Linked DNA regions of Homo sapiens: region 2 is linked to region 1. Evidence: read pairs that join two places in POLR2A ChIA-PET (ENCODE). Cell type or tissue: B cell. All regions are shown on one strand. Links, peaks and the distances in the headings refer to the core of each region. The heading gives the core; the rest is flanking DNA.

The links. Peaks named below come from ENCODE experiments on the same cell type or tissue, not always from the same donor. Only the 100,000 strongest peaks of a DNase experiment are listed, where the experiment ranks them.
Region 2: POLR2A ChIA-PET joins it to region 1 with 6 read pairs; 7 of 35 experiments call an interaction of 5 or more read pairs at or near these places.

What each region holds. Positions count from the first base shown.
Region 1 is chr15:44,641,444-44,645,443 of GRCh38, forward strand. The region is part of intron 7 of SPG11 (SPG11 vesicle trafficking associated, spatacsin); the gene reads right to left. Among named protein-coding and RNA genes, the nearest start is that of SPG11, 20 kb to the right of the region's middle. RefSeq lists a silencer at 3,035-3,139. In B cell, for the core only: no CTCF peak of the experiment used is centred there; no DNase peak of the experiment used is centred there; H3K27ac peaks cover 1,198 bases.
Region 2 is chr15:44,547,485-44,556,404 of GRCh38, forward strand. EIF3J (eukaryotic translation initiation factor 3 subunit J) reads left to right here. Exons shown (of 8, transcript NM_003758.4): 3 at 3,392-3,446; 4 at 3,947-4,038; 5 at 7,069-7,183. Among named protein-coding and RNA genes, the nearest start is that of EIF3J, 15 kb to the left of the region's middle. In B cell, for the core only: a CTCF peak has its summit at 3,056; DNase peaks (open chromatin) are centred at 3,127 and 3,447; H3K27ac peaks cover 1,634 bases.

The DNA of each region.
Region 1 (4,000 bases), core at 1-4,000:
ATCCACCACACAAACAACAAAGAATTGGTATCTAGAGAATATCCAACACTATAAACCAATAAGAAAAAGAAAAATACCCGAAAAGAAAAATAGGCAAAAAACTTGAACGGTTACTTATGAAAGAAAAAAAATCCAAATATCTTACACACACACACACACACACACACACACACACACACACACACACACAAAACCTTAATCAGGGAAATGCAAATGAAAATCCATCATACCATCATACTGGAAAAAACGTTATAAATTAAGTGCTGGCAAGAACATCAAGAACATGCAACAATGAGAAACCATACACTGCTGGTGAGAGCATAAACTGATAAAACAATCTTGGAAAACTAGAGTATTATCAATAAAATTAAACATGTGCATGCCGTATGATCAAGCAATTCTGCTTTCACCCTAGAGACGCTCTTGCCCATGTGCTGCAGCAGATACATGAGAAACTTTACAGCAACACTGCTTAACAGAAAAAAAAAAAAAAAAAAAAAAGGAAACAACTTAAAGCTAGATAAAGACATATTATACAGTGGGATACGATACAGAGGTGAAACTGAATGAACTATAGTTATATACATTAAACATGGATGAATCAAAAAAATCATGTTGAGTCTCAAAAAATATATATACACTGCCAGGCATGGTGGCTCACACCTGTAATCCCAGCACTTTGGGAGGCTGAGGCAGGAGGATCACCTGAGGTCAGAGTTCGAGACCAGTCTGGCAAATATCGTGAAACCCCATCTCTACTAAAATACAAAAAGTTGCCAGGTGTGGTGGCACGTGTCTGTAATCCCAGCTACTCAGGAGGCTGAGGCAGGAGAATCACTTGAACCCAGAAGGCAGAGGTTGCAGTAAGCTGAGATAGCTCCACTGCACTCCAGCCTGGGTGACAGAGTAAGACTCCATCTCAAAAAAAAAAAAAAGAAAAAAAAAAGAAAGAAAGGAAAGAAAAGAAAAAAAAATATGTAAAATATATAATTATATATATACACACACACACATACACAGTGGTTCCATTTTATGCAAAATTCAACATTAGCTACAACTAAATAGCATTATTTGGGGATACATTTATATGCAGAAAAATAAAGAAAATCATGAGAATGGTTAAAAATTTCAGAATGGCTGGGCATGGTGGCTTATGCCTGTAATCCCAGTGCTTTAAGAGACCAAAGCAGGAAGATTGTTTGAGGCCAAGAATTCGACACTCACCTGGGAAACAAAGCAAGATTCCACCTCTACAAAAAAAAAAAAAATAATAAAAATTATCTGGGTGCAGTTGTATATACCTATAGTCCCAGCTACTTGGGAGGCTGAGGCAGGAGGATCACTTGAGCCCAGGAATTCAAGGTTACAGTGAACTATGATCACACTACTGCACTCCAACCTGGGTGACAGAGCAAGACCCTGTCTCATTAACAAATAAATAAATAAAATTTCAGAAGAGTGGTTAATTCTGAGGCCAGGCAAGGTAAGGGAATAGGATCAGGGCAGGGCATACACATTCAAAGATATCCATGATATTCTATTTCTTGCCTTGATGGTGGATACAAGAATATTTGTTTTACTATTGTTATCACTTAAAATATATATTACTCATTCATTTTTATGTAGGAGGAGACCAGGGCCAAAGCAATGTTGTATATACAATGCAATACTAATTAAATTCACACAGAGACATGTGCACTGTTTAAGGGGAGAGGCACTGTGTGAATTAAAATCCTGGTGCTACCACCTATGCCCATGTATAGCTGAGTTAGATTTCCTAACCTCTTTGTGCTTCAGCTTCCTGATCTATAAAATGGGGCTAACAGTATTAATAATAAGAAAATTAATGAGATAACACTTGTCTATTATTAACATAGAAAAAATAACTATAAGGAAATAACACCCAAATAGTAAACATGATTACTTCTGGATGGTAGATTTACAGAAGACTTAATTATTTTTCTTACAATGATATTTTAGAGTATATAAAAATAAGTTTTTCAACAAATGGTGCAAGGACAACTGAAGATCCACAAAGAATGCAAAAGAATGAAGTTGGCTTCCTCCTTCATGCCATATAAGAAATTGAACTTAACGTGCATAATAAACCTAACTGTAAGAGCTAAAACTATAAAAGTCTTGTAAGAATAAATCTGCACAATCTCAGATTAGGCAATGCTTTCTCAGATTCAACACCAAAAGCAAAAATGACCCCCTCATCCCCCCAAAAAAGATACATTGACTTCATAAGACTAAAACACTTTTGCGTTTCAAAGGACACCATCGAGAAGGTGAAAAGCCAAAAAAACTGAGGAGGAACTCCTCCCCAACTCATTCTATGAGGCCAGCATCATTCTGATACCAAAACCTGGCAGAGACGCAATGAAAAGAGAAAACCAGGCCAATATCCTTAATGAATATAGATATAAAAATTCTCTGGCTGGGAGTGGTGGCTCACGCCTGTAATCCCAGCACTTTGGGAGGCTGAGGCAGGCCGATCAAGAGGTCAGGAGTTTGAGACCATCCTGGCTAACACGGTGAAACCCTGTCTCTACTAAAAATACAAAAAAAAAATTAGCCGGGTGTGGTGGTGGGCACCTGTAGTCCCAGCTACTCAGGAGGCTGAGGCAGGAGAATGGCGTGAACCCAGGAGGTGGAGCTTGCAGTGAGCCGAGATCGCGCCACTGCACTCCAGCCTGGGCAACAGAGCAAGACTCCATCTCAAAAAAAAAAAAAAAAATTCTCCACAAAGTACTAGTGAACTGAATCCAGCAATACATCAAAAAGCGAATCCAACAGAATCAAGTAGGCTTTATCCCTGGCATGCAAGACTGGTTCAACATATGCAATCAATAAATGTGATTCATCATATAAACAGAAGTAAAAACAAAAACCATTGCTTGCTCCTCAAGTAGTACTCCCTTCAACATCCCTTCATGTTAAAAACCCTCAACAAACTAGGCATTGAAGAAACATATCTCAAAATATCAAGAGCCATTTATGAAAAACCCATAGCCAACATCATACTGAATGGGCAAAAGCTGGAAGCACTCTCTGTGAGAACCATAACAAGACAAAAATGTCTACTCTCACCACTCCTATTCAACATAGTACTGGATGTCCTAACCAGAAAAATCAGGCAAGAGAAAGAAATAAAAGGCATCCAAATAGGAAGAGAGGAAGTAAAACTATCTCTGTTTGCAGCTGACATGATTCTATACCTAGAACACCCCATAGTCTCTGTTCAAAAGCTCCTGGATCTGATAAACAACTTTGGCAAAGTTTCAGGATACAAAATCAATGTAAAAAAAAAGTCAGCAGCATTTCTATACACCAACAACATTCAAGCTGGGAGCCTAATAAAGAATGCAATCCCATTCACAAAAGTCACAGAAAGAATAAAATACCTAGAAATACAGTTAGAGAGATGAAAGATCTCTGCAATGAGAATTACAGAACAATGCTGAAAGAAATCAGAGATGACACAAACAAATGGAAAAACATCCCATGCTCATGGAGGAAGAATCAATATTGTTAAAATGGTCATACTGACCAAAGCAATTTACATATTCAATGCTATTCCTATCAAACTACCAATGACATTCTTCACAGAATTAGAAATAACTATTTTAAAATTCATATGGATCCAAAAAAGATCCTGAATAGCCAAAGCGATCCTATGCAAAAAGAACAAAGCTGGAGACATCATCACTTCTCGGCCTTTTGTCTAAGACCAATTGTAGCTGCAGACTTCACATCACCTGACTTCAAACTATACTACAAGGCTACAATAACCAAAACAGCATAGTACTGGTACAAAAGCAGACACATAGACCAATAGAACAGAACAGAGAGCCCAGAAATAAAGCCACACACCTACAGCCATCTGGTTTTCCACAAAGTTGACAAAAACAAACAATGGGCAAAGAACTCCCTATTCAATTAATGTGCTGGGATAAAAGGCTAGCCATATGCAGATGATTGAAACTGAACCCCTTTC
Region 2 (8,920 bases), core at 1,756-5,755, 92 kb before region 1:
TGTCACCTGGGCTGGAGTGCAGTGGCACAATCTTGGCTCACTGCAACCTCCCACTCCTGGGTTCAAGTGATTCTCCTGCCTCAGCCCCCAAGTAGTTGGGATTATAGGTGTCTGCCACCACGCCCAGCTAATTTTTTGTATTTTTAGTAGAGACAGGGTTTCACTATGTTGGCCAGGCTGGTCTCAAACTCCTGACCTCGTGATCCGCCCACCTCAGCCTCCCAAAGTGCTGGGATTACAGGCATGAGCCACGCACCCGGCCTGACTCCTTTTTAATAGTGGGCTTTAGAATTATATAGACTTAATTCATTAACCAGGCTTATGTTGTATGGAATACTACTTGAAATAAATGAGCTATTGGCCAGAGTATAGGATGCTTTTTACATTTGGGGGGAAGTAAGAACTATAAAGTTCTCTCAGTTTTTATTTATTAATAACTGAATCACTTTCAGAGAGGCTATTGATTTCAGCTAGGTTGTCCTAACTGCTAATGGAGAAGCTTTCTTATGAAGTTAGATAAGTTGATATGAGGGTTCATATGGAAAAACAAAACATGCAAGAAAGGCCAAGAAAACACTAAAAAATCTGAAAACCTACAAGGAAGGACTAGCTCTAGCTGACATTAAAGTAAAGCCTCTGTAATTAAAACAGTACCGGCTGGGCATGGTGGCTCACGCCTGCAATCCCAGCACTTTGGGAGGCTGAGGATCACCTGATGTCAGGAGTTCGAGACCAGCCTGGTCAACATGGAGAAACCCCGTCTCTACTAAAAATACAAAAATTAGCCCGGCATGATGGTGGACACCTGTAATCCCAGCTACTCCAGAGGCTGAGGCTGGAGAGTCACTTGAACCCAGGAGGCAGAGGTTGCAGTAAGCTGAGATCGCGCCATTGCACTCCAACCTGGGCGACAAGAGTGAAACTCCGTCTCAAAAAACAAGACCAAAAAAACCCAGTATGGTACCGTTATATGGAGAGACAGTAGACTAGTGGGATAGGATCAAAAGCCCAGAAATAGACCAAGTACATATGAAAATTTAGTATATGGTAAGTCACAAGGTATCTTAAAATGTTTTTTGCTGCAATAGAATGCAATAGACTGGGTATTGTATAAACAACAGATTTATTTCTTATGGTTATGGAGGCTGAGAAGTCCAGTATCAAGGTGCTGGCATCTGGCGAGGGCCTTCTTGCTCTATTATCCTGGGGCAGAAGGGCAAAAGAGCACAAAGGATTGCAGGAGGTGTCAGAACTCATCCTTTTATCAGATATCTACTCCTAATATAAAGGTATTAATAATTCATTCATGAGGGCTTTGCCTCTAATCATTTCTAAAAGACCCTACTTCTCAACACTGTTGGATTGGAGATTTCATCACATGAACTTTGGAGGACACATTCAAACCATAGCCCAGGGAAAAAAACCATTATTTATTAAAGGGTTTTTAATAAATGATGCTGTGACAACTGGGTAGCCATTTGGGAAAAAAATGAAATTAGATCCATGTTGCATATCATAACACAAGAAAAAAACTCCAAATCAGAGATCTAAATAAAAAAAAAAATGAAACCCTATACATTCTAGAAGAAATTGTGGGTGAATTCTTAGGTGTAAGAAAAGACTTTCTGGCTGGGCGAAGTGGCTCATGCCTGTACTCCCAGCACTTCGGGAGGCTGAGGTGGGCGGATCACCTGAGGTTGGGAGTTCGAGATCAGCCTGACCAACATGGACAAACCCCATCTCTACTAAAAATACAAAGTTAGCCAGGCATGGTGGTGCATGTCTAATCCCAGCTGCTTGGGAGGCTGAGGCAGGAGAATTGCTTGAACCCGGGAGGTGGAGGTTGTAGTGAGCCTAGATCATGCCATTGCACTCCAGCTTGGGCAACCAGAGCAAAACTCCAACTCAAAAACAAAACAAAACAAAACAAAACAACAAAAAAACAAGAAAAGACTTTCTAATTGACTTGAAATCCATCCAGAGGCAATGAAAGAAAAGACTGGGGCTAGGCACGGTGGCTCACGCCTGTAATTCCAGCACTTCGGGAAGCCGAGGCGGGCGGATCATGAGATCAGGAGTTCGAGACCAGTGTGACCAACATGGTGAAATCCTGTCTATACTAAAAATACAAAATTAGCCAGGCATGGTGGCATGTGCTGGTAATCCCAGCTACTCGGGAGGCTGAGGCAGGAGAATCACTTGAACCTGGGAGGCAGAGGTTGCAGTGAGCTGAGATCGTCCCTGTATTCCAGCCTGGGCGACAGAACGAGACTCCGTCTCAAAAAAAAAAAAAAAAAAAAAAAAAACCATTTCTACTAAAAATAAATGAGCCAGGCATGGTGGTGTATGCCTGTAATCCTAGTTACTGGGGAGGCTGAGGCAGGAGAATCGCTTGAACCTAGGAGGTGGAGGTTGCAGTGAGCTGAGATCGTGACATTGCACTCCAGCCTGGGCAAGAAACTCCGTCTCAAAAAAAAAAAAAAAGTCTGGTAAATTTTATTGCATAAATTTGTTGGGATGCATAGCAATTCATGGGGAAACAATAGAGGCATTTCCATCAAGAAAGCAAGGATGCCCATTACTTCTGCTGCTGTTCAACATTGCACTAGAGGTTTAGCTGGCCCAATTAGGTAAATCACTTGTGAGGGCCTAAGGATTGGTAGAGAAGTAAAGCTATCTTTTGTTTGCAGATAAGGTAGCATACCTGTAAAACCCTAGAGAAGCAACGATAAATCTAACTTAAGTGATAAATGAATTCAGTAAGGTAGCAGGATATTAACATATAAAAAAGCCAATAGTCATTTTTGTTTATTTGTTTTGAGACAGGGTTTTTATGATAGTGAGTTGCCTAGGATAGAGTGCAGTGGCACTATCATAGCTCACTGCAGCCTTAACCTCCTGGGCTCAAGTGATCTTCCCACCTTAGCCTCTCAAGTAGCTGAGACTACAGGCACATGCCACGTTGCCCAGTTAATTTTTTAATTTTTTTTTTTTTTGCAGAGACTGGGTCTTGCCGATAGGTTTTTATACACAAATAATAGCCACCTAGAGGACATAATAGGAAAACACCCTATTTATAATAGCAACATACAAGATGAAATACTTAGGAATAAATCTAAAGAGAAATGCGCAGAGCCTCTAATAGGGAAATCACTTTAAAACACTTCTGAAAGGTACAAAAATGTACTTGATCAAATGGAAAGACAGTTCTTATTCTTGGTTAGGGCAGCTCAGCATTATAAGATGTCAATTCCCCCTACATTAATTTATAAATTTAATGCAGTACAAAAAAATACCAACAAACATTTCTCTGGAGTTAGTCAAGTTGATAATAAAGTTCACATAGAAAAGCAAACATGCAAGAATTATTAATGGAAGTCCTTTTCTTTAGGATAACTGGGATGACGATGATGATGAAAAAAAAGAGGAAGCAGAAGTAAAACCAGGTGAGCCACTGGGGCGCCTCCATTTTTGTTTTTATGTCTTGCTGAGCATTTGTGACTTGTATTAAGACAAATGACAGAACGCTCACAAAATGGAACATTTTGGTATTTAGAAACCAAGTGTCCTTCCATTCCCACTTTATTCTGTTTTCCCTGCAACTTTTCTCTATCGCCTCAAAATATAATCAGATTAGATACTTGCTGTATTTCTGTATGAGTGCTTGTTAGTAGGAAAGGGTAGAGGTTCTGGCATTAATTATAGTTGAATGATCTAAGCCCTGCCTATAGGACGGTGGGGAAATATGAAGAGATATTTGGATCTTAGGGGTCACATTAGAGAGGAGAAGGAAGAGTCCCAGAAGTTTCCCATTATTTGTGAGAAAAATCACTGTTTGAAGCTGGGAAAGGTTTGGTCTCTTAATAGTATACAAGTATCATGTCTGTCTCATCCATAAACTGGAAAATACTCAGTATAACTGAATAAAACTTTTTTTTACTTTTAGAGGTAAAAATTTCAGAAAAGAAAAAAATAGCAGAGAAGATAAAAGAGAAAGAACGGCAACAGAAGAAAAGGCAAGAAGAAATTAAAAAGAGGGTAAATTCTGTTTTCTAAAATACAGAATTCTCACATCGGTAGTGGTATAGTTTCTAACAGGCTGCAAATATTACCTAGGAATTTGAAGGGCTCTGTGAAGACTGTAAATGGATACCATAAGATAGGTAAAATCCAAAACAAATTGATTTGTGGTTTTTGCAAAAACAGAACCCAGTTTTATATATGAGTGTCTTTTAAGTTTTCACAAACATTCAGGAATAGTCATGATAGTGCAGTGACTACAGTCAGTGATTTTTGCCAGTGCCTGTAGTTCATTCTAGTCAGCAGTATTAGTTTTTGTTGTTGTTTTTTGTTTTTTTTTTTTGGAGACGGAGTCTTGCTCTGTCGCTAGGCTGGAGTACAGTGGCACAATCTCGGCTCAGTGCAACCTCTGCCTCCCGAATTCAAGCCATTCCCCTGCCTCAGCCTCCTGAGTAGCTGGGACTACAGGAGCCACGGCGAGCTAATTTTTTGTATTTTAGTAGAGATAGGGTTTCACCATGTTGGCCAGGATGGTCTCAATCTCCTGACCTCGTGATCCACCCGCCTCGGCCTCCCAAAGTCCTGGGATTACAGGTGTGAGCCACCGCGTCTGGCCAGGATTAGTTTTTATTTGCAGTGTATATATTGAACATAATATAAAAATTGTTCATTTCTGTGCCATGTGCTATATAAATGTATTTGTTTTTGATTTTTTGGCACAGGATCAGAAATATATGCTTGTTTTTTTTTGTTTTTGTTTTTAGACAGAGTCTCACTCCGTTACCTAGGCTGGAGTGCAGTGGTGTGATTTTGGCTCACTGCAGCCTCCACTTCCCAGGTTCAAGCAATTGTCATGCCTCAGCATCCCAGGTTGGAATTACAGGCACACGCAACCATGCCTGGCTAATCTTTGTATTTTTAGTAGAGATGGGGTTTCGCCATGTTGGCCGGGCTGGTCTCAAACTCCTGACCTCAAGTGATCTGCCTGCTTCGACCTCCCAAAGTGCTGGGATTACAAGCATGAGCCACCACGTCCAGCCTATTTTCTATTTCTTTTCTTTTCTTTTTTTTTTTTTAGAGATGGAGTTTCACTCTAGTCGCCCAGGCGGGAGTGCAATGGCGTGATCTTGGCTCACTGCAACCTTCTCCCGGGTTCAAGTGATTCTCCTGCCTCAGTCTTCGAGTAGCTGGGACTGCAGGCATGTGCTACCATGCCCAGCTAATTTTGTATTATCAGTAGAGATGGCATTTCACCGTGTTGGCCAGGTTGGTCTCAAACTCCTGACCTCAGGTGATCCACCCGCCTTGGCCTCCCAGAGTGCTAGGATTATAGGCGTGAACCACTGTGCCTGGCCTATTTTCTATTTCAGAACACATTTACATGGTTCAAAAATTAAAACAGCCTGCGTGGTGGCTCATGCCTGTAATTGCAACGCTTTGGGAGGCTGAGGTGGGAGTATTGCTTGAGTCCATGGATTTGAGACCAGCCTGGACAACATAGGGAGACCCCGTCTCTACAAAAAATAGAAAAATAAGCTGGGCGTGGTGGTACATGCCTGTAGTATCAGCTGCTTGGGAGGCTAAGGTAGGAGAATCACTTGAGCCCAGGAAGTTGAGGCTGCAGTGAGCCATGACTGCGCCACTACACTCCAGCCTAGGTGACAGAGCAAGATCCTGCCTCAAAACAAAAAAAAAAAGAAGAAAACGGCCAGGCGTGGTGGCTCACGCCTGTAATCCTGGCACTTTGGGAGGCCGAGGCAGGCAGATCACAAGGTCAGGAGATCGAGACCATCCTGGCTAACACGGTGAAACCCCGTCTCTACTAAAAAATAGAAAAATTAGACGGGCGTGGTGGCGGGCGCCTGTAGTCCCAGCTACCTGGGAGGCTGAGGCAGGAGAATGGTGTGAACTCAGGAGGCGGAGCTTGCAGTGAGCGGAGATCGCACCACTGCACTCCAGCCCGGGCGACAGAGCGAGACTCCATCTCAAAAAAAAAAAAGAAAAAATAATTATATTCCAGTATAAAGAGAAGATAGATATACACTAAGCTGTCAACTGTCATGTCAGAGAAGTGGGTTTGGGAAACAAATGACATCTACTATTATATCTTTAAAATTTGTTATAGTGGTAATTTTATAATTATACAATATGATGAAAAGGGGAAATGTTTTGAACCATTCTGTTGGACATTTAGGTTGTCTGTAAATTTATTTGAAATTATGAATAATACTCTAATGTACATTCTTGGGCTTACATATTTGTGTGCATCTTATTTCTTAAGGTAAATACCTGGAAGTAGAATACTTGATTAAAGCATGTAAAAATATTATTTAAGACTTGATCCATATTACCAAGTTGCCCTAGAAAGGGTTTTCCAATATAGTTTTAGTAGCAGTGTATGAAAGTAATATTTTTACCTTGTCCACAGTCTCAATTCCTTTTTTTAAAAAAGGTTATAGAAGTAACCCCAGTCTTCCTGGGTACAAATCTGTCACGTTACCAGCTGTTACCTTCTATTTAGTTGTGGGCAGGTTGTTTCTTTGTGCCTCCATTGCTTATCTTTAAAATTGGGTTAAGGATACCTAAAGTGGACTGGGCGCAGTGGCTCACACCTGTAATCCCAACACTTTGGGAGGCTGAGATGGGCGGATCACTTGAGGCCAGGAGTTCAAGACCGGCCTGGCCAACATGGTGAAACCCCATCACTGCTAAAACTACAAAAATTAGCTGGATGTGGTGGTGCACGCCTGTAATCCCAGCTACTCGGGAGGCTGAGGTATGAGAATCACTTGAACCCAGGAGGCAGAGGTTACAATGAGCGAAGATCATGCCACTGTGCTCCAGCCTTGGTGGCAGAGTGAGGCTCTGTCTAAAAAAAAAAAAAAAAAAAAAAAAACTAAAGTGTTTAGAAGAATGCCTGAAACAGTAATTACCAGTGTTCACTTTTATTTGTTATTATATACGCTTATTTAAGAATTCGTACAATACAGAAAGGTACTGAGTGCATCATAATCCCTGTGCTTTTTAAAAACTTTTGTCTCATTTTAGTTAGAAGAACCCGAAGAACCTAAAGTGCTAACACCAGAAGAACAATTAGCAGATAAACTGCGGCTAAAGAAATTACAGGAAGAGTCAGACCTCGAATTAGCAAAGGAAACTTTTGGTAAGACGGGATTATGATTGCAATACAGTATTAAACTGTTACAGGTGAAGACCCAGAAAGTTCAGAAAACATCTCCTTTTCTTAAAAGAAACATACTGGCTAATGTAGATATTAGAAAGCAGTTTTTAATCTCTGTGTATATTTGAGATTTCATTACATGTTCAGATTTTTGAATAATTGTTTTGAGTAAAAGATTATTAAGATAAGTCATTTATAGCAATGCAAGAAGGGCAAAAAGGAGTAGACTCAGATGAAGTACACTACTGCATAGAATATTTTTATCAGCTGGATGAAATTTGCATGAAATGTGAGGTCTGTAGCTTTGAAATGGACTGTAGGGCTGTCCTGTTGTCTTAAGACTTAGACAGTAGGATGTTGCTCCAGGTGAGAGGCATGCAGCTTTTGCTGTGCCTTCTTGTGCTCAGTGTCATTTCCTTCTGCAACCCTTCTTTGCCCTTACCATGCCCTATCTTTAGAGGGCCTCCATTTCTTTGTGCGGTGTCTGCAGCTGTGGTTAGTGCGTGAGATAAAAGTGCAGGATCCTATAAATAGATAAATTCAGAGTGTTCCAGAGTAAGAGACATGGCTAGAGAAATAGTCAAAGCCCTCGCTTCATTTAACCAAGTTATCGTTACCTGTTGAGTACTTTTCAGAGTAGAAGATCATGTTGAAACAGTTAAATCACTGAAATTTATAACCAAGAAGGAAAGCTCTAGTTATTCTGATACCCCTCCCCCACTTTCATACTTTCTCTACTCTGAAACAGATCAACAGGCTGACTGTAGTGATTGTTTTCCTTTTCATGAGGAAGTATGACCTTATCTGTCAGTGGATCTGTACAAATACCAGGAGTTGATGTGAATGCTCCTGTGCACCATTGTATGCTTGGCAGGTCTTAACTGCACTCATCTAATTATAGAGAGCTCTTGGCTGTTAATATGTGTCTTCCTAGGATGGTAAAAGCTGCCCATGTGTTTATTAAAGAGGCAGGTTTATGAAGTGTGCATAAAGCCTAGCATGGGACACCTGTTATAGACTAAAAGGTAAAAACATGCATTCATATAGTCATTGTTAATAGGATTTTACTGTTGTGTTTCTCATACTAAAATACCACATGTAATATTGTTAATAACTAATCTACTTGACATGGAGGATACAGAAGCATACTTATCTTAGTGTAAAACTCATCTAGGCCAGATTTTTTTTTTTCTAACAGGGTCTGGCTCTGTCATCCAGGCTAGAGGACAGTGGCTGAGATCGGCTCACTGCAACCTCTGCCTCTGGGCTCAAGCCATCCTCCCACCTTAGCCTCCCAAGTAGCTGGGACTACAGGCGCATGCCACCACGCCTGGGTAATTTTTGTTTTTTGGGGCTTTTTTTGTAGATACAAGGTTTCACCATGCTGCCCAGGCTGTTGTTGAAGTCCTGAGCTCAAGTGATCTGCCGCCTTGGCCTCCTAAAGTGCTGGGATTACAGGCATGAGCCACCATGCACAGCCTAGGCCAGATTTCTTCTATTGGGATTTAACATGTTTACCCCCGCTTAGCTTCTGGAGTTAGACAAATACTTTCACAGGATCCATCTTTGTTTCTTATTCTTTTTGTTCCCTCTCTCCCCACTTTACTGTGGGGGTGTTCTTGGACAAGAACAGAGTATCCCTTTTGTAATGTAATATGTTGTGTTTTGTTTTTAGAGAAAGGTTCTTGCTCAGTCATCCAGTCTGGAATGCAGTGGCAT